2 separate regions of the Homo sapiens genome follow, and region 2 is linked to region 1. A link is a loop called in an ENCODE intact Hi-C map of the cell type or tissue named here. Cell type or tissue: B cell. All regions are shown on one strand. Links, peaks and the distances in the headings refer to the core of each region. The heading gives the core; the rest is flanking DNA. Region 1 overlaps PPM1B (protein phosphatase, Mg2+/Mn2+ dependent 1B). Region 2 overlaps PPM1B (protein phosphatase, Mg2+/Mn2+ dependent 1B).

The links. Hi-C counts contacts between places; a loop is a spot of excess contacts. Peaks named below come from ENCODE experiments on the same cell type or tissue, not always from the same donor. Only the 100,000 strongest peaks of a DNase experiment are listed, where the experiment ranks them.
Region 2: it touches region 1 in a loop (2.6-fold over the local background); 14 of 110 quality-filtered maps call a loop at or near these places.

The regions. Positions count from the first base shown.
Region 1 is chr2:44,229,997-44,241,220 of GRCh38, forward strand. PPM1B (protein phosphatase, Mg2+/Mn2+ dependent 1B) reads left to right here. Exons shown (of 6, transcript NM_002706.6): 6 at 417-1,476. The coding sequence ends at 722. It also overlaps the pseudogene LOC124906174. Among named protein-coding and RNA genes, the nearest start is that of SLC3A1, 40 kb to the right of the region's middle. RefSeq lists enhancers at 3,918-4,419, 4,420-4,919. In B cell, for the core only: CTCF peaks have their summits at 4,555 (motif pointing right), 4,756 and 6,528; DNase peaks (open chromatin) are centred at 4,615, 6,201 and 7,405; H3K27ac peaks cover 1,698 bases.
Region 2 is chr2:44,184,917-44,196,140 of GRCh38, forward strand. The region is part of intron 1 of PPM1B (protein phosphatase, Mg2+/Mn2+ dependent 1B); the gene reads left to right. Among named protein-coding and RNA genes, the nearest start is that of PPM1B, 22 kb to the left of the region's middle. RefSeq lists an enhancer at 3,406-4,298. In B cell, for the core only: no CTCF peak of the experiment used is centred there; a DNase peak (open chromatin) is centred at 4,385; H3K27ac peaks cover 1,859 bases.

The DNA.
Region 1 (11,224 bases), core at 1,967-9,966:
AATGATGAAGAAACTGTTCTGATGGCCTGCTTTTCTGTCCTTTTCCTACTGCTTTAAACATTGATTTTCTTTTGTACTAAATCATATAGCCAAATATTGTTTAAGTAAGTCAGTTTTAGGAAATGCTTGTGTTGCTGTTGAATTATAAAAGCTGAGTAAATTTCAGATTAAACTTTAAATGACTGTGAAATAAGACATAAACTAGTTAATGGTAATTTGCTTAAAATGACTTGAGATTATTATTGGAAGTTTTTATTAATTGATACAGGTAAGAATTGATATTTAATAAAATGTTCTCATGCTTAGACTATATTACTTTTCGGTAGAGAAATTAGTATTTTGCTGTAATGTGTTATGAAATACATGTGATATCCTAGTTTGTCTACTGACACTGGGGTCTTGAATCTTAAAAAAAGGCCTCCGATGAAGCAGAGGAAAGTGGATCACAGGGAAAATTGGTGGAAGCTCTCAGGCAAATGAGAATTAATCATAGGGGAAACTACCGACAACTTCTGGAGGAGATGCTGACTAGTTACAGGCTAGCTAAAGTAGAGGGAGAAGAAAGCCCTGCTGAACCAGCTGCCACAGCTACTTCTTCGAACAGTGATGCTGGAAACCCAGTGACAATGCAGGAAAGCCATACTGAATCAGAAAGTGGTCTTGCTGAATTAGACAGCTCTAATGAAGATGCAGGGACAAAGATGAGTGGTGAAAAAATATGACTTTCCTTTTTGGTAATATTTTTGTGATCTTTGATGGTTTTTAACCTAGGAAGTGTAATGTATGCATTTATATAACTGTTTTGTTATTTGAATCTTGGAAAACTAGTTTTATTATATTCAGATAGCCTTGTTTTTTAAAAAGGCCTTTGCATACACCTTTATGAGATAGTGTAAAATTGACTATTTATAGTACTATGGATTTAATGAAATTATATGTCATTTCACATTGTATGCCAGAAATTAGGCTACCAATTATGAATTAAAGTCAGTAGTTAAATTAATACTAGATAGAATTAGAAATTTTGATTAGAGAGATTATGCTATATTATGGAAAAACTTGTTAATGTAGAATTATACTGCTTCATATTATTTTACCTATTAGTACACTCATAGTTAGCTTTGTAATAAATTTATGTTTTCTTTAATAATTTTAGTTCTTCAAAGAATGGCTGATGCTGGCCTGTAATTTTTCTTTCAAGGATGATAATTTGTGTGTTGTTTGATTTGTTTATATTTTACATCTCTGTAGTTTTATTTTTAGAAGTTGTGAGATATTGGATGTGTGGCTATTTTTCCTTTCTCTGTATTCTTTATGAAACATAACTTTTGAAAAACCTATGTATTATTCATACAGCTTTGGTTTGTATATTCTGTATAGCCTAACTACACACATCAAAATGTATGTCAACCAAGTGTTTAGAATGAAATTATAAGTGTTTAAGTCCAAATAAAGCATGTGATGTGGAATAATCTATGCATGTTGTACTTATTTTTGAATTAATTTTTTAAAAACAACCAAGTTTGGTATATTGGAAGAATACCCATTAGAAATTCATTTGTATTTATATAACATTTAGAACACTTTTGGCTTACCTTTTTTCATTAACAAAAAGGAAAAGTTTAATATTAAAATATATGTGTTGCATACTTAAATCTATTCTTTTTCTTATCCATCTTTTGTGGTACAAAATATTAATCTTTGGACATTATGGGCACACATTAGACATGTGAGAAAATTGCCACAGTGAGCATTTTAAAGATTGCAGAATTGTCCATTTTGTTACAAATTTTTGTTAGTTATTAAGAAATTGAACAATTATGGGCTATTTTTAAAATAGTGGCAGATGAGAGTTTTTGTTTAAAGGGATTTTTAAATTATAGATTTGTCACATAGGGAAAAATATTTTTTAAAAATTATTTTATAACTGTAGAACATTAACTTTTCGTCTTTACGTTTATATTTATATCATGTGTCTAAAGTTGCTTTAAGTTACCATAAATTGAAACTTCGGAATCTTTGGATGTTATAGCTGATGTTTTGATGTATTTTTCCAATGCCAGAATATTTTTAAGTGCTTTGAGAAAGGAAGGCATTTGATGGAGAGGGGAGGAAAATAACCCAACCCAGTTATCTATCCATATTAGATACACGTGTACACACACAATATGCAATACACAACATCTCTCTGTAAAAGTACCCTTTTCAGACAAAGAAAGGAAGGTAATTTGTTCATCAATTTTGTTTTCTTTTGAAATTCAATCCAATCTGGAAGTGGCATAGGTAAATAATAATATTCTTCCTTTTCTCTTCCTGTAGGGTGCTGGAGATCTAGAAGACCCATGGTAGCCTTAAAAACCTTCTAAAATGCTTTTGATTCTGAAAATTGGGGGAAAAAACTTTTAATCACAATTTTCTTCAATACAAGGGGAAAATATTCTTGCGGATTCCCAACGTTTTGTGATATGAGCAGAAAATCATTAGCATTTCCCATCATTTGTTCATATTTGTGTTTTCTGACAGTTGCCACTTGTAGCATTGCCTGTACTACAGTATTTTTTGCCAACCTCAGGCATACTCGTTACATCTGTATTGAACTTTCGGCCCTAGAAACCAGTGGAGTTATTTCACCACAAATCAACAATGTGCCTGAGGTGCATGGGAAATATAGTTAGCTATACTCTGAAAATACATTATGTTTTTTTTCTTTAAACAAAACACACAACATGTAAGCATGTAAGAGTAAAGAATTGTATGATATGTTCCTTTTTTCAGTTCACCAAGTTGGAAGCCTTTTGCAGCTCTGTGGCTTGGAATTTCATTTGAGCAATTTCTATAGGATATGTATTTATTATTGATTGTTATTTAATTTTTTTCCAATTTTACCTGTATTACCAAACTGGGTTCTCCAATAATGTCCAAATTGTAATGTTGCCTTGCTTCAAGATAAAGTGTATTTGGGAATAATATTATAAACCCTTACAAATTTTATGCATGTATCTACTGCATCCTTCAACTCTCACTAGAAAATCTTTTGAAACCAAATGGATTAATTTATGGCTATTTATAATTTGCTTTGACATCTCACTGTTGGAAATTTTTTAAAGATGAGATTTGCCTTTATAATGTAAATTGTGATTTTTGTTTTACATGTGGGTTTCTATAGTTTTAATTTTTTCAGCTTTTAAGATACGAGTTTTGTGTAATTTGGTATTTTTAATCATTTATGTTATTTTAAAAGCTCAGAATATCACATTGAAATTACTATAAATACATTTAAAATTATCTATTTTAGATCTAAGGAAATACTACAGAGATATTTTCATGGGTTCAGTAACTTTTCATTTTATAACATTGGGCACGGTACAGAGTGATTGTCACATAAGGTACTTGAAGATTTATTAGTTTAATTCTATTTTTACAGTAACCTTGAATTCTTCTGAGTTTTGCATGTATTAAATTCAATTAATGCTGAACATGAAGAGTAAAGTATTTATCTGAAAGAAGTTTCTGGGTTAGGAGAAGTAATGAATGTATCCATTTGTACATGGTTTACATGTTGTGGATGCTTTGTAAACATTTTCCTGTATGTTTAAATTGTGTTTCAGCAGGATGTAATTGCCCTTGTGTGTAGTTAAAATGAGTCATCATCTGGTCCTTTGTGAAATGGAATTCATGGTATTTTCTGTAACGTTTTCCTGAAGCTGTTTCTGGAGAGCCACACATTTAAATACAGACAGCTTTCCTGATCATTTGATTTATTGTGCACCTGATTTTTGGTCTAAAAGGAATTATTGCCACAATATATTTTATTTATTCTTTAGATTTTAGCCTTGTAAGTTAAAGTGCTTTACATGATGATGTGAAAAGCTGTTTGTCCCTTTACTGGGTTTGGGGGGTTGTTAAAAGATAGGGAATGAAGAATGCAAAATGGTTTATCGTTCAAACTGTCCACTCTGATCCAACCCTGTACTGATAGTACTTCCCAGTATGATATTGTGATGTTTCATACAATGCAGTGAACATAACCAACTTGTTACCTAAATAAAGAATTGATAAAAACAGTGTGACATATTACTATTTGGTATGATTCAGTTTTTAATGTTATTTTAAACTTCTTATATGGTTGGCATATTTCTGAAAATTTAATTCCAAAGAGGAATTAACCAAACTGTACAGGACAATATTAACCCCTTCTGTACTCTAGAAATATTTATACTCCTTTTAAAAAAACCTGCCTTTGGCCGGGTGCATTGGCTCACACCTGTAATCCCAGCACTTTGGGAGGCCAAGGCGGGTGGATCACGAGGTCAAGAGATCGTGACCATCCTGGCCAACACGGTGAAACCCTGCCTCTACTAAAAATACAAAGATTAGCTGGGCATGGTGGTGCTTGCCTGTAATCCCAGCTGCTTGGGAGGCTGAGGCAGAAGAATTGCTTGAACCCAGGAGGCGGAGGTTGCAGTGAGCTAAGATCGCGCCACTGCACTCCAGCCTGGCGACAGAGCGAGACTCCGTCTCAAAAAAAAAAAAAAAGAAAAAAAAAAACTTTTCCGGCAGGGGGCAGGGTGGGGGTTACTGGTGCTTGAAACAGAAATAATGTATGAGTTAGTAAAAGAAAAACCCATATTCAGTGTTGACTCATCTGAATTTCCTAGCCTGGCTATTCTCAAGTATTTTGGTCTGAGGACCCACTTATACTCTTACAAATTGTATACTCCAGTGAACTTTTGCTTTTGTGGATACTATCGATATTTACTATATTAGAAATTAAAGCTGAGAAATTATACATACTGTTTTAATTTGTTAACAAAACAATTACATGTTAATATATAAACCATTTTATGAAAAATAATTGTCTTATAAGTTAGGATACAAAAATTCAGTGTAAAAAGGACCATTTTTCATTTTTGTGAGCCCTTTAATGTTGAACTGAATTCTTGTTTGTGCTTTTGCGTTCAGTCTGTTGAAGTGTGGTATGGCCCGATGGTTGAAGTTTATGAAGAAACCTGGCCTCACACAGATAGGTAGTTGGAAAACAGGAATATTTTAGTCACTTCAGATAACTGTGGATATCAAAACTTGACAACTGATAGTTTCTTGAAGATTGGTTGCAATGTGAAATCGGAAAGTTTATTAGAGGACTTTTCTTAGTTTGTTATGTTAAAATCCACTGGGTCTGTCTTGCATTTTGAATGGACCTTCTGGCTATGCATGATTTTGTCACATCATGAATTAGTCATTTGGAAAATACTGGTTCACTGAATTATGCAGTTCTTCTAAATATTGATCCGTTATTCTGCAATGATTAAAGTTTTTTGTTAAGGGTAGGCACAGTGATTCATGCCTGTAATCCCAGCACTTTGGGAGGCCGAGGCAGGCAGATCACCTGAGATCGGGAGTTTGAGACCAGCCTGACCAACATGGAGAAACCCTGTCTTTACTAAAAATACAAAATTAGCCAGGCATGGTGGCGCATGCCCGTAATCCCAGCTACTCGGGAGGCTGAGCCAGGATAATTGCTTGAACCCAGGTGACGGAGGTTGCAGTGAGCTGAGATCGTGCCATTGCACTCCAGCCTGGGCAACAAAAGCAAAATTCCATCTCAAAAAAAAAAAAAAAAAAAAAGACTGCTTAGCTGAATGTGGTAGCTTATGCCTGTAATAAAGCAGGAGGATTGCTTGAGGCCAGGAGTTCAAGACCCGCCTGGACAACATAGCAAGACCTGGTTTCTACACACAAAAAAATTCTAAGTACTCTAGCATGGTGTCACATGCCTATAGTCCCAGCTAGTTGGGAAACTGAGGCAGGAGGATTGCTTGAGTTCAGGAGTTCAAGGCTGCAGTGAGCTATGATCCAGCCACTGCACAGCAGCCTGGGCAACAGCGAGACTCCATCTCAAATTTTAAATATATGTCTCTTTTATATTAAAAAAAACTCAAATTTTAAAATAACATTGTGAAGGAATAAACAATCTAAGCAACAAATGCTTCCAAGCTGCTTCACCGTTAGTTTATTAACCTGAGTAGAATTTACCACCAAGAGTCATAATTTCTTAATGCTAAAAGTAGAAATCCACTGGGAGTTGCATTGTCATTGAAAAAAAATTATAATGAAGGCCAGGCGCAGTGGCTCACGCCTGTAATCCCAGCACTTTGGCAGGCCAAGGCGGGCAGATCACTTGAGGTCAACAGTTTGAGACCAGCCTGGCTAAAATGGTGAAACCTGTCTCTACTTAAAAAATAAAAATAAAAAAATTAACTTGGTGTGGTGCTGCGTGCCTGTAGTCCTAGCTACTCGGGAGTTTGAGGCAGGAGAATCGCTTGAACCTGGGAGGTGGAGATTGCAGTGAGCCGAGATCGCGCCACTGCACTACAGCCTGGGCGACAGAGGGAGACTCCGTCTCAAAAAAAAAAAAAAAAAAAAAAAAAGTTGTAATGAACTGGTCTTCCTATATGAAAATAATGGCGCTGTCTTGCTAGTTGTGATTCTTCTTTCTACCCAGGCTTTAAAATGGTTTTTAATAACAGGAGAAATAATATTAGTCGGGGAAAAATGTTTCTATAATCATATTAGCCGTATATTTGAGCCAGGAATTGACAGCCTCATTAGTTTACTTTTCAAACTGCCTGATATATTTTCTGAAACCTTGGAAAATACGCAAACCAGAGGAATATATGGTGCCCAAGTCTTTATCCAGCTTCAATACTTGAAATTAACTGGAACATGTCCATCAAATATCTTTTGCTGACCAAATATTATTCTTCCTTGTCTTGAATTTAAGGTTATATTTTTTAAATGACATCTCACACTGACATTTCCTCTTCCAAATTGCCTTCATTTGTGTTTTGAAGTTCATCTGGTTTAAGTATTAAGGGAAAACGTGATAAGATTTCTTGTGGAACACATTTTGTTTTGAGAAGCTAAATAGTATTTAGTGAAAAATAGCAAAGTGTGATGTTTTTCACATATTAGACAATTCCTAGTTGTGCAAAAAATCCATTATATATGTAAAATAGTCAAATGTTAACATAATTGTTAAGATGAATTCAAGCAATGATTTAATTTCAAAGCAATTCTGAAGTTACTTTTTAAATTCTGTACTAGAAAATGCACTGAAATGAAGTTACTTGCTTTTAGTTCATAATGGGCATTATAACAATTTGCACTGTCGTTTTTATGCTAAATTGCTTTTAAGTTTTTTTCTGTTCAACTTTGGGAGTTATTTTGTAAACCCTAAAGAAAATGCTAAACAAGTGTTTGTTTTTGCCTGTTGTTTTGATGATTCGTGTATGTTACATTATGGTCTAGAAGTAAATAGGTGTAGCTACTAATAGAGAATACATTGCTTTTCAGGCAGCATCACCGCCATTTCTCACTTCCTGCTGGCTTTTCTGGCTGTGGTATTTTCTCCCCCTTATTTCCTGTTTCAGTTTTATTTTACCTGCAAACACCACTTACTAGTACACTGTTTTGTGCTCAGATGTAACTGGCAGATATGCTCTTCTAATTCAGAGGTGAGGGGCACTTAGGAAGTCAGTATTTCTGCTATCTTGTAAGTATCCACAACTCCAGTGGGACACAAAAGAGCCATACCTTTTATGGAAAGGTAGAATGAAAGACTGGGCTTTACTTCTTTTAACTAGTAGACCTAGTCTATAATATTGGCAACAGTGATTTTTTTTAATGATTAAATCTGTGCAACAAATGTATTCTTTCCATATAACATTCACCTATAATGCATTTAAGATGAAGAGGACCAGTACCACCCAGGAGTTACCCTAATGGTGGGTCTGATACCTTCTTTCCCTCTCCTGAGTCGTTTACACTTACTTTTTTGGGCACTGATTATGAAGAGGTGGTTTTGCTTCATTCCTAAGTCTTGAAGTTATGAAATGCAATTTATTATTTATTATTATTTGAGATGGAGTTTCATGTTTGTTGCCCAGGCTGGAGTGCAATGGCACGATCTCGGCTCACTGCAACCTCCACCTCCCGGGTTCAAGCGATTCTTCTGCCTCAGCCTCATGAGTAGCTGGGATTACAGGTGTCCACCACCATGCCCAGCTAATTTTTTTGTATTTTTAGTAGAGATGGAGTTTCACCATGTTGGCCAGGCTAGTCTTGAACTCCTGACCTTGGGTGATCCGCCCGCCTTGGCCTCCTGAAGTGCTGGGATTCCAGGCGTGACCCACCGCACCCAGCCTGAAATGCAATTTATCTTAACAATTAATTCCACAGTGACATGATATAGAGTACCATGGGGTTTATTTTCATGAGATTTTGCCTATGAATAATAATTATATAGTATAAAGCTTATTTTAAATATTTAATATTTGCTATTAAAATTGTAATTAAGACTGCTTATAATTGGTATAGCACTTTGGTTCTACTGAAGTATACTCTTGAAAGTTACTGGGTTCTGCTGGGCACAGTGCCTCACGCCTGTAATCCCAGCAGTTTGGGAGGCCGAGGTGGGTGGATCACCTGAGGTCAGGAGTTAGAGACCGGCCTGGCCAACCTGGTGAAACCCCGTCTCTACTAAAAATAGAAAAATTAGCTGAGCCTGGTGGCGGGTGCCTATAGGCCTAGCTACTCAGGAGGCTGAGACAGGAAAATCTCTTGAACCTGGGAGGCGGAGGTTGCAGTGAGCCAAAATCGTGCCACTGCACTCCAGCCTGGGCGACAGAGCGAGAATCTGTCTCAAAAAAAGGAAAAAAAAAAACATTTTAGGGGGAGCTTGAGCTACATAAACATTCTTAAGTCTAGTTTACTTCGGACTGTAACTAATTTTAAAATGCGAAGTCTTCATGAAAGTTCTGTAGGCTCCTAAAGATCCTATACTCCAAGAGTTAATTAAATCCAATAACTTTAAAATGTATTTTAAATGGTTGTAATAATATATTTTACATGTACAATCAAAAGCCTTAATGTAAACTGAAATTATTTCACTAAAAATCCTAACTGAAAAAAGGAGGGGAGAGGAGGGAGAGGGAGAGAGAGAGGAGGAAAACAAACAAAACAGAAAATTGGCTGGACGTGGTGGCGTGTACCTGTAGTCCTAGCTACTTGGAGGCTGAAGCAGGAGGATCCCTTAAGCCCAGGAGTTCAAGTCTGCAGTGAGCTACAAATGGATCACTGCATGCCAGCCTGGGTAACAGAATGAGACCCTGTCTCTAATACAAAAAAAAAAAAAAAAAAAAAAATCCGGTTGGATAAGCATGAAATAGTATATAATTTGCATTTCTGATTACATGTGAGAAAAACATCTTTCCTATATATATTGGCCATTTGAGTTTCCTCTTTTCTGAATTGAATGCTCACACCACTTGTCCATTTTTCCATTGGGTTTGTCTTTTTCTAATTGATTTGTCTTTTTCTATATAGTCTAGATACCAATCCTTTGTTATGCGAGCTGCAAAACCTCTCAGACTGTTTTTCTTTTTTTCTTTGTTTATGCAGTCTTGCTATTTGTCATTTTTTTGCTGTATGTTTTTCTTGTTTAGGAAATCATCCTCATCCCAAGTTCATATAGTCTCTAATTTTTTTAATTTATATATTTTCATTTTCATATCAGGTGGATAATGTAGTAACAAGGCTGAGGGGAGGCACATCTCATGTAAGTGTGAAAACCCAATCATCATGCTTGTGAACTACAGAAGGATCTCTAATGTTACCTTCCAGCCATTTTAGAAGTCTACCTCCCAAGCACATATATTTAGGTTTTTAATCATTCTTGAATTTCTTGTTACATAGTATGTGAACTAAGGAATCTTTATTTTCCATCCAGCTAGCTAATTGTGCCAACACCATGCCACCCCTGTCAGATTCCCATTCCCCAAATATGTGTGGTCCATTTCTAGTTTCTTCTGCTCTATTGTTTTTTTGTTTTTGTTTTTGTTTTTTTTTTTTGTCTAACCCTGTGGAAATATCACATCATTTAGATTACTATAGCCTCTTAAGTGCTGACATCTAGCAGGTATACATTGTCTTCACCATATTTAAATTTAGTTCCTTTTATTTTTCATTTTCAAGACAAGGTCTCACTCTGTTGCCCAGGCTGGAGTGTAGTGGCACCATAGCGCACTGCAGCATCGAACTCCTGTCCTCAAGCAATCCTCCTGCCTCGGCCTCCCAAAGTACTGGGAGTACAGACATGAGCCACCGCACATGGCCTAAATCTAGTTCCTTCTAATAAAATGCAACTAATAATCCACATTCTAATATAAAGAGCTTGCATCCATTTGGGGATATAATATTGAAAATTGTTCGCCCTTCCTATAATTATTTTGTGTGTTTCTGTTGTACATTTACATTTTTAATTGTACTCTGGGACCATGTTGCTCACTCATTTTAACCTATCACTCCCTTTCCTCCCCCTGTAAAACAGGATTAGTAACTATACCATGCCAAGTCATGTGGGAGCCTAAGGCAAATGGAAAACTCTGTAATGATTATTTTTTTCCCTTTTTCTTTTTTTCAGCAGAGAGTAGATTCTGTCTTATTTAAAATGTTTATATTATGTTCGTCATTTTGCATTAGTTTTGACTTTTTTAATGTTGCATTAAAATATCTAAAATTTAAAAAAAAATTTATCTTGATTACTTGCCATTCCTTAAATTTTGTCCCCAAAGCAAGTGCTTCACCCTGGTCCCAGATGATATGTGAATTCCTGGGCCTTTGAAAAGACAATTTTCCTGATTTAAGGCAGATGTTCCCAAGAAGGAATAACTCCTTAGCCTACTAGTACCCATTAGCATGAAACAGCGTTTTCTGGGGTGGCTCAGTAAAATGGAGGGAGCGCTAAGCTAAGAGAGTCCCGAGCTCCAGCAGCAGCCAGGTGCTGTTGGCTTCCTTACGCAGTGAGCTGTCTCTTAATACTTTGAAAACATGATGCTGAGAGAAAGCAAGTTATAAGGGGATGTCTTGTATGTAAATTTGTCTCCAAAATTAATTCCAAAACACTTCATATTTTAATTTCTTTGAAATTGGGAAGCATCTTTATTTTTATTTTTTTTTTTTTTGAGACGGAGTTTCACTCTTGTCGCCCAGGCTGCAGTGCAATGGCGCGATCTTGGCTCACTGCAACTTCCGCCTCCCGGGTTCAAGTGATTCTCCTGCCTCAGCGTCCCAAGTAGCTGGGATTACAGGAATGCGTCACCACGCCCGGCTGATTTTGTATTTTCAGTAGGGTGGGGGTTTCTCCATGTTGGCCAGGCTGGTC
Region 2 (11,224 bases), core at 1,319-9,318, 46 kb before region 1:
AAATATTATTAAACTCACCACTACTTCAGAATTATGACACTTATTAGACCGGCCACTAGATACTGTTGTGTTAGTGAAGAAGACATGTATTACTATGCCAAGTTTTAAAAAATATTTTGATAATGACTTTAATATTATTGGGTTTTATAGTAATCCTAATTATTGTATACATTTTATGCTTACCTGGCTTCTAAACTGTTTTGCCTGTTTTTACATTTCATTTAAATGGAATCATACATTGTATACTCTTTGATTTCTAGTTTCTTTCAGCATTGTTAATGAGATTCATCTAAGTTCCTGCCTATAGTTGTGTCTTGTAGAATTTGGAAAAGCATGACAAGTGACGTTAAATTAATTCCTCTTGTATGATACCTTGCCCTATGTTGAGAACTGCTACTTTAAAGTTGATTAAGTGGTAATTTTCTGTTTTTGATATAGCCTGAATAAATACTTTTCATAGGTCTGCATGTAGTTTGGTTTTTAGAGCACACTGTATGTATTCAGTGTGATAGATTTTTTTTCTCAGATTAAATTTGCGACTAAAGCAAAATACCACTGTCAACAAAGCTATTTCCATTTTATGAACTATATTTTTCTTGTTGAAAGGCTTGGAGAGGGGTAAGTTACACTGTTGTCCTGAGTTTGAAATTTCTAGCTGAGCTTTTGATTTAGGACAAGAAAATCTAAATTATTCTTGTATCTGGGGTCTCTCACTTATGATTTCAGAGAATCTGATTTACTGAATAAATTTGTTTTCATAATCTTGCTCTAATGTAGAGCTATAGTTTCCAGCTTTTGGAGAATTATTGAAAGTGACTAGCCTATTTTTATCAGTAACATCTCCTTGCCATTGGACCTGGGTGTGGTCAATGCCAATGTTATTCAGCAATTATAATGAAAACTGTAAAATATCTCTTAAACAATTATTCAAGCCCTTTTGAATGTCAGTTATGATTTTGAAAATCTGAAGTGAATGCCACTGATACTACAGTTCATCAGAATTGATTTGGAAGAGGGGAGGACTTAAATAATTTAATTCTGATGATACTAAGAATTGGAAGAAAGGATGTGAGCTACATGTTCTGTTTCTGTGAGTTTACTGATGGGTGGAGTTGTTTTTCTTTTGCTTCTCATTCAAGCAGTATAGGATTTGATGCAGGTGTTTGTGAATGAGTATGTTCTGTAAGGTCCTGGAATGGTGTTATTAGTATGTGACTTTTCAAGCATCTCTTTGAACTTAAGCTGGTTATTAGATTTTATTACTACTATCATTTATTTTAGCAATGTTTTATAATAATGAAAGCCATTAATCTACACATTGTCTAGGAACAGGCTGGAAGTGAAGAGTACTTGGCTATATCATAGAAATATTTCTTGGTAACACTTTGGAGTATATGTGGCATCAGTTAAATTTTGAAGATAGAAGCACATTATTTTAAATATTTCATGTGTACAAGCTTTTTTTCTTTTGAGACAGGGTCTTGCTCTGTCATCGAGGCTGGAACGCAGTCATATCATCTCAGCTCACTGCACCCTCCACCTCCTGGGCTCAAGCAATCCTCCCGCCTCAGCCTCCCAGGTAGCTGGGGCTACAGGCGCACACCACCGTGCCCAGTTAATTTTTGAAGTTTTTTTTTTTATAGAGACAGGGTCTCACTATGTTGCCCAGGCTGGTCTCAAACTGCTGGACTCAGGCAATCCACCCGCCTGAGCCTCCCAAACTGCTGGGATTATTGGCGTGAGCCATTGTGCCTGGCCTGATTTTTAACTAAAAGGTTTATACAACTATTTAATGATTTTTCATTTAGACATTATCATTTGATTTTCTGCTATGGAATGTCAAAGGAATTTTCTGTGGTCTAGTTTTGTTGATGAGAAGTCTCGTGCTATTTGGATTCTTCTTTTTGTGTAGATGACTTTCTAGCTCTACTCTTACCCCCAAAAGCTTAAATAAAATTTAATTGTAGTACAAAAAGCACATAATACAACATAACCATCTTAACCATTTTTAAGTGTACAGTTCCTATCAGGCCATGGTTGCTGCAAAAAAGAAAAATAAGCATACACTGCAGTAGTGTTAAGTATATTCACATTATTGTGCAACAAATCTCCAGAACTTTTTCATCTTGCAAAACTGAAACTCTATGCCCATTAAACAACAGCTTCCCCTTTCCCCTTCTACCTCCAGTCCATGGTAACTATCACTCTGCTTTCTTTTTCTATGAATTTGACTGTTTTAGATACCCCATGTAAGTGGAATCATGTAGTATTTGTCTTTTTGTGACTGACATGTTGTCCATGTTGTAGCATGTGACGGTATTTGCTTCACTTTTTTTAAGGCTGAAGAATAATTCATTCTGTGTATATACTACATTTTGTTTATCCATTCGTTTGTCATTGGACATTTGGGTTGCTTCTACCTCTTGGCTGTTATGCATAATATGGGTACTACGATCATGGGTGTACAAATAGAAATGTCTCTTTGAGATCCCACTGTCATTTTTTTGGATACATACACAGAAGTGGCATTGCTGGATCATATGGTTGTTTTATTTATAATTTTTTGAAGAAGCGCCATACTGCTTCCAAAAGCTTTTAAGTTTCTTTTAATTCTTGGCCATCTGAAAGTCCATAATGATCTGTCTAAACATGGGATCTCTCCCCTACTCTGCCTCTCCGCCAAGCAGTAGGCTTTGAGTCTGAGTATTTGTATCTTCCCTCAGCTCTGAAAAATTATTTTTGTTTTATTGTTTCTTTGATAATTTCATTTCTTCTCAATTTCTGGAATATTTGGTCCAGCATTGCATTTCCTGGATTGAACCTCTGTGATGTTCACCTTTACTTTTTTTTTGAAATGGAGTCTTGCTCTGTCGCCCAGGCTGGAGTGCAGTGGTGCGATCTTGGCTGACTGCAAGCTCCGCCTCCCGGGTTCACGCCATTCTCCTGCCTCATCCTCCCTAGTAGCTGGGACTTACAGGTGCCCGCCACCATGCCCGGCTAACTTTTTGTATTTTTATTAGAGACGGGGTTTCACCATGTTAGCCAGGATGGTCTCAATCTCCTGACCTCGCCATCTGCCCACCTCGGCCTCCCAAGGTGCTAGGATTACAGGCGTGAGACACCGCACCCAGCCTTCACCTTTAAATTTTTTAATTTGATACACAGTCCAGGAGATTGCTTTGGCTTACTTTAACTTTCAAAAACCATCAAGAATTTTTGGGTTTTGTTTGTTTGTTTGTTTTTAAGAAGGGGGATGGATTGAGGCAGTCATGTTTAAATCTGAAAAGCAGTTTTTTTGTACTATGTTCCATTTGTTAACATCCTGTTATTCTATGGAAGCCAGATGAAGTATCTTTTTGAATCTGAGGATTCTGATTTCTGATTTAAAAGAAGAAGTCTTCTTTGATTTAGTTTTTTCCTTCTCTTCTCCCAGTGTTTATCATGGCTTTAGTGCTGCTGAGTTTCTTTCTTTCTTTCTTTTTTTTTTTTTTTTTTTTGAGACAGGGTCTTGCTTTGTTGCTCAGGCTGGAATACAACAGTACGATCATGGCTCACTGCAGCCTCAACCTCCCAGGCTTAAGCAGTCCACCCATCTCAGCCTCCTGAATTGGCTGGGATCACAGGCACGCGCCAGCATGACTGGTTAATTTTTTAATCTTTCGTAGAGTTGGGACTTGCTGTGTTCCCTGGGCTGGTCTTCAACTCCTGGCCTCAAGTGATCCTCCTGCCTCAGCCTTCCAAAGTGCTAGGATTACAGGCATGAGCCACTATGCCCAGTTTGCCTGCCTGCCTGCCTGCTTTCCTTCCTTCCTTCCTTCCTTCTTTCCTTCCTTCCTTCCTTCCTTCTTTCCTTCCTTCCTTCCTTCCCTCCTTCCCTCCCCTTCCCACTCCCCTCCCCCTCCCCCTACCTCCTCCCCCTCCCGCTCTTTTCTTTCTTTTACTGGGATCACATAGCAACAGAGGAAGCAAGATAGAGAGGGGAGGTGCCAATTTGGGTTTTTTGTTGTTGTTGTTTTTCCCCCAAGCACTTCAGCCTTGATCTTCTGGGCTAAGGTAATCTTCCCACTTCAGTCTCCCGGGTAGCTGGGACTACAGGCATGCCGCCACCACACCTGGCTAATCTTTTTGTATTTTTTATGGAGATGAGGTTTCACCATATTGCCCAGGCTGGTCTTGAACTCCTGGGCTCAAGTAGTCCACCTACTTCAGCCTCCCAAAGTGGTGGGATTACAGGTGTGAGCCACCATGCCCAGCCAGCTGCCTTTGTTTCTTCACATGCCTCATTATCCTTAGCTGTTTATACTTATCCTTAAATATGAATAGAGAATTCATCTTAAGTTTCTTGAGAAAAGACAGAACACTTCTGCTTTTTGTCTGTATGAGAGGAGACTGGGGTCGATGGTTCTCTATAACTTAGTTTCACCCTCATTCTTACTTGCAGGCATGATCCTATTTTACTACATCTGTGAACGTACTATGAGTTCTCAAACTGTCTAGGATTCCCTCCGCAGTTCTAACTTGCTAAGCTGCTGGTCCTTCCATTCTTTTTTATTTTTATTTATTTATTGATTTTCGAGAGCCTCTGTTGCCAGGCTGGAGTGCAATGGCGCGATCTCAGCTCACTGCAACCTCTGCCTGCCAGGTTCAAGCAATTCTCCTGCCTCAGCCTCCCAAGTAGCTGGGATTACAGGTGCCTGCCACCACGCCTGGCTAATTTTTTGTATTTTTAGTAGAGATGGGGTTTCGCCATGTTGGCCAGGCTGGTCTCGAACTCCTGACCTCAGTTTATCCACCTGCCTTGGCCTCCCAAAGTGCTGGGATTACAGGCATGAGCCACTGTAGCCTGCCCATTGTTTTTTATTAATCACTGCTTCTATCTGCTTTATGGCTTCCAAAGGCTTTTGATATCTCTACCCATTGATGGCATACCTCTTGCCCCCATTTCCTGCTCTTAATTTTTCATTGCTTCGTGTTTTACACCTTTTTAAAATTTTTCCTTTACTAACATTTTGATGGCATGTTGGGAGGGATTAGAGATAAATGGCTTTGTTCCACCTGTCTTGAACTAGAAACACTTTTATCATGTGGATTATATCGTGTGAATGTGAATGTTTTCATTACAAAAATATTTCACAAAAGATTAAGCTACCATTGGGCATTGTGGACAGATCATTATTTGATACTAGTAGAGTGGACAGATCATTATTTGATACTAGTAGAGAAATTTGAGTTTATTTGATTTTTTTTTTTTTTTTTTTTGAGACCGTCTTGCCCTGTTGCCCAGGCTGGAGTGCAATGGCCCAATCTCAGCTCACTGCAACCTCTGCCCCCAGGTTCAAGCAAGTCTCCTGCCTCAGCCTCTCGAGTAGCTGGGACTATAGGTGCCCGCCACCACATCCAGCTAGTTTTTTTGTGTATTTTTAGTAGAGATGGAGTTTCACCATGTTGGCCAGGCTGGTCTCAAACTCTTGAAGTCACGTGATCTGCCCGTCTCAGCCTCCCAAAGTGTTGGGATTACAGGCGTGAGCCACTGTGCCTGGCCAAGTATATTTGATTTTGAGAAAATATTGAAACTTACTCTCATGTCTTTTTTTCCTGTATCACTTTTTGAAGCTTTTCTCCCCTTTGCTTGTTCTTACTTTTTAAGGCATTTTTTTCCATTTCTTTTGAAAGTAATTTTAAAGAACTCTAAAAAAATTTAGTAGGCAGATACATTTAAATGAGTTGATCTTTTATTTGTAAGCGTTAGACCAGGCGTCTGTTAAAACAGAAGTGACATTTATTTTGGCTAAACAGTTTCTGTTCTACATATGTGTTTACATTGCATTTTCACACTCCATAAATTGAACAGCGCAAGTACCCATATTTTTGTTGACTAAGTTTTACTGTAATATTTATCAAGGAAATGGGTATTTAATGACCATTTAATAATAAAATAAATTGTACAATTATTGTGTTGAAATAAGATTTTACTGAGACATGAACTGTTGTTATATCAGTGTGTGCAGCTTATTTGAATAGTCTTGCAGCATGAACATTTTTGCTTCTTAACATAAGGATCCATGTTCTCATCACTAAGATTTAACAGACATTAACATTTTGCTGTTTGCTTCAAATTGATCTCAGAGGCATGTTAACCAACTTTAAATATTGCCACTTCACTATTTCCCTAGAAGTAAGTACTATCAAGTTGGTCTTAGTAGTTTTAGTGTTTATACAACTCAAGCATGTTTTTAAATACTTTTGCCACATATTCATGTATGTAAACTAATCTGTTGCTTTGTAAATTTTATTTGTTTTTGTTTTTGTTTTTTTGACACGGAGTCTCGTTCTGTTGCCCAGGCTGGAGTGCAGTGGAGTGATCTCGGCTCACTGCAACCTCTGCATCCCAGGTTCAAGCTATTCTCCTGCCTCAGCCTGCCGAACAGCTGAGATTACAGGTGCCCGCCACTATGCCTGGTTAATTTTTTTCTATTTTTAGTAGAGATGGGGTTTCACCATGTTGGCCAGGCTGGTGTCGAACTCCTGACCTTATGATTCGCCTGCCTCAGCCTCCCAAAGTGCTGGGATTACAGGCGTGAGCCACCGCTCCCAGCTTCTGCTTTGTAAGTTTTATAACTTTGCATAATGGCATCACACTGTATGTATCATTTTCCAGCTACTTTGTTTTGATTTACTCATGGTGATACAAGTTAATGTAGTCTATACTTTTAAATTCTGTAGAGATTTACATTGTATCAGCATTATTGTATGCTTCTGCTTGTATATATGTGAAAATTTCTCTGGGTGGATACTCTATAACCAACAATTCTCCAGGAAATTATATGCATTTTTATTCTACCAAATATCACTCTGGAGATTTCTCATGCTGTTTGGGTTCCTAATTCTTTATGTGTGACTTATTTTTTCCCCTTTTTTCCCTCTGGGAAATGTTAGGTTTTATCTTTATCACCAGTGTTTTGAAATTTCAGTTGCTTTTTGTGTCTCTGTATGTGTGTGTGGTTGGTTCTACTTTCAGTCCTGACACTTAGGGTGTTTAGTTCTCTTTCCTTTTCTTGTTCTTTCTCTAATAGCTGTTAGTTTCAGGACTGATCCTGCAGCTTTCTTAGTTTTATTCTTTACTACTTTGAGTCTGTTTGGTTTTTGTGAAGGGGAGGGGTCTGGGGGATTTTACTTTTGATTTTTTTTTTTTCAGTTTGATTTTCTAAACTTTTATTGACAATTTTCTGTCATTTTAATTATTTTTATTTTATGTTATGTTATGTTATGTTATGGTATTGTATTGTATTGTATTGTATTGTATTGTATTGTATTGTATTGAGATGGAGTTTCGCTCTGTCGCCCAGGCTGGAGTGCAGTGGCACGATCTCGGCTCACTGCAACCTCCATCTCCTGGATTCAAGCGATTTTCCTGTCTCAGCCTCCCGAGTAGCTGGGATTACAGCCCACAAACCATGCCCGGCTAATTTTTGTATTTTCAGTAGAGATGGGGTTTCGCCATGTTGGCCAGGGTGGTCTCAAACTCCTGACCTCAGGTGATTTGCCTGCCTCGGCCTCCCAAAGTACTGGGATTACAGGTGTGAGTCACTGTGCCTGGCCTGTCATTTTTATTTTTAAAATGTTTTCTTTAACTTGACATTATAATCTTACATATGTATTAGGTATAAAATGATGTTATAACATATGTATGCAGTGTAAAATGATTGAATCAAGCTAATGAACATATCTATCACCTTACATAATTATTATTTATTTCACCTGTCTAACCACAACTTTCTATCCTTTGACCAACATCTCCCCATTTTGCACCACCCTCCCAGCCTCTGGTAACTACCATTCTACTCTCTGCTTCTATGAGTTTGATTGTTTTAGATGTCACATGCAAGTGAGAATATACAATATTTGTCTTTCTATTCCTGGCTTCTTTTACTTAGCATAATATCCTCCAGGTTCATCCATGTTGTTGTAAATGACAGAATTTCCTTCTTTTTTTAAGGCTGAACAGTATTCCATTGTGTATATATACACCACATTTTCTTTATCCATTCATTCATTGATGGACACTTAGGTTGATTGCATAACTTGGTTTTGGTAAATAATGCCACAGTGAACATGGGAGTGCCGATACTTCTTCCACATACTGAATTCAGTTCCTTAGGGTTATATACCCAGAAGTGGGATTGCTGGATCATATGGTAATTCTGGTTTTAGTTTTTTGAGGAATAGATAGTTGTCCAGAATTACTGTAATAATTTACATAACCACCATCAGTGTACAAAGGTTCACTTTTCTCCATATCCTTACCAATACCTGTTATCTTTTCCTAATAGCCATTCTGACAGGTGTGAGATGATATGTCATTGTGCCTTTAATTTGCATTTCCCTGATGATTAGTGAGGTTGAGCATTTTTTCACATATCTATTGGCCATTTGTATGCCATTTTAATTTCAAAAAGCACTTTTCTTTCCTCTGAATTTTTTTATTTTGAAAAAAATTTTTTTAGAGACATGTTGTCACTCTGTTACCCAGGCTGAAGTACAGTGGCCCATCACTACAGTCTTGAACTCCTGGGCTAAGGCAGTCCTCCCGCTGTAGCTTCCCTAGTAGCTAGGACTACATGTGCTTGCTACTGTACCCAGCTAATTAAAATTTTTTTTCTTTTTTTTTTTTTTTTTTTTGAGAGACAGAGTCTCGCTCCATTGCCCAGGCTGGAGTGCAGTGCTACGATCTCAGCTCACTGTAACCTCTGTCTCTCAGGTTCAAGTGATCCTGCTGCTTCAGCCCCCCAGTAGCTGGGATTACAGGCACGTGCCACCATGCCCGGCTAATTTTTGTAATTTTAGTAGAGATGGGGTTTTACCGTGTTGGCCAGGCTGGTCTCGAACTCCTGACGTAAGGTGATCCACCCGCCTCGGCCTCCCACAGTGCTGGGATTACAGGCGTGAGCCACTGTGCCCAGCATAAAAAATTTTTTTTTATAGAGACAGAGTCTCACTTTGTTGTCCAGGCTGGTCTCGAGCTACTGGCCTCAAGCAATCCTCCTACCTTGAACTCCCAAAGCCCTGGGGTTGCAGGCATGAACTACTGCATCACCCAGCCTGGTTTTGTTTATTTGTTTGTTTGTTTGTTTGTTTTTAATATCTTTTTGGTTCATGAATAGAATACTTTTTTATTTCTCTTAAGGATTTTTTTTTCCCTAGTCCTTGCATGGTTTTTTCCTTCTGATTCCTTTTTCTTTGTTTGATTTATTTTGCTTTTCATGTTGTATGTTTCCTTTCAGTATCTGGTAATCTTTGGATAGCTCCTCATATTTAAGTGTAACCCTGACAGCCTTGACAGGGATGTCATTTGATAGGCCTCGCTGTGGGATGATTGTGGAGACCAAGCATTTTATGGAGTATTCCTGTGTGTAAGTAATCTGTGGGTACTTTCTCTGGGACTAGTGAATTTCCTCAGAGAGCAATAGAGCTGTTGCCTGCTTGTGGTTTCCTTGATTTCTGGGAGTTGGTAAAGAAGGCTGAGCAGGCCGGGCGTGTTGGCTCATGCCTGTAATCCCAGCACTTTGGGAGGCCGAGGCGGGCGGATCACGATGTCAGGAGATCGAGACCTTCCTAGCTAACACGGTGAAACCCCGTCTCTACTAAAAATAGAAAAAATTAGCCAGGCGTGGTGGCGGGCGCCTGTAGTCCCAGCTACTTGGGAGGCTGAGGCAGGAGAATGGTGTGAACCTGGGAGGCGGAGCTTGCAGTGAGCCGAGATCGCGCTACTGCACTCCAGCCTGGGCGACAGAGGAAGACTCCATCTCAAAAAAAAGAAGAAGGCTGAGCAGGCTGAGCATATCAGCATTCATTATGCAAATTTATAGTTTATATCACTGGTTTTCTGTAAGGCTTCTTGCTCTGGTCCTCAGCTAAATCTGCTGTCTCTAAACCCAGAGTCTCTATAGTTCACTCTTTGCAAGATAGACCTCCAGTCTTTTGCTTTTTTTTTTTTTTTTTTGAGACGGAATCTTACTCTGTCACCCAGGCTGGAGTGCGGTGGCGCAATCACTGCAGCCTCCACCTCTCAGGTTCAAGTGATCTTCCTGCTTCAGCCTCCTAAGTAGCTGGGATGACAGGCGCTTGCCACCACACCAGGGCTAATTTTTGTATTTTTAGTAGAGACAGGGTTTCACCATATTGGCCAGGCTGATCTCAAACTCCTGACCTCAGGTGATCTGCCCGTCTCGGCCTCCCAAAGTGCTGGGATTACAGGCGTGAGCCACCCCACCTGGCCTTTTCTTTCTTTCTTTTTTTTTTTTTCAAGAGACAGGGACTCACTGTGTCGCTCAGGCTAGAGTATAGTGGCATGATCATAGTTCACTACAGCCTCAATCTCTTGGGCTCAAGTGATCCTCCTGCCTCAGCCTCCCAAGTAGCTGGTGCTGCAGGCATACGCCACCATGCTAGGCTAATATTTTTCCCCAATTTTTTTTGGTAGAGATAGGGTCTTGCTATGTTGCCCAGGCGGTCTTGAACTCCTGGCCTCCAGTGATCCTCCCAGCTAGGCGTCCCAAAGTGCTTGGATTCCAGGCATGAGCCACCATGCCCAGCCCAGACATGTATTAAAACTACCAAACAGGCCAGGTGTGGTGGCTCACACCTGTAATTCCAGCACTTTTGATGTGGGAGGATTGCTGGACGCCAGGAGTTCAAGGCTGCAGTGGGCTATGATTGTACCACTGCACTCCAACATGGGTGACAGAGCAAGATCCTGTCTCTAAAAATAAAAAATACATGTCTGCAACCTATTTAGTAATCTTCTCCTTTGAGTGGTGGGGTCTACGTTCCTTTGTCTTCAATCTGAACAAGACTTAGTGACTTTCTTGTAACCAATAATGCAGCAGAAGTGACTTCTGAGGGTGGGTCAGAAAATACCATGTAGCTCTGCCTGGGAAACCAGGTGACATGTAAGAAGCCTGACCGTGTTGAAATCCTCAAACTGGAGAGGCCACATACAGAAGATACTCCTTGGGACAGTCTCAGCTAAATTCCTAGCCAGCATCCCTCATCAGCTGCCTATCATGTTAAGTGAGCTTTCAGGTGACCTTCTCCCCAGCCAGTATTTGTATGCAGTAATATGAGAAAACCCAAGTGAGAACTGTCCACTTGAACCCTTACAATTAATGAGCCAATACTGATACATTGTTAACTAAAGCCCATAAAGCCCATTCTTTATTTGCAT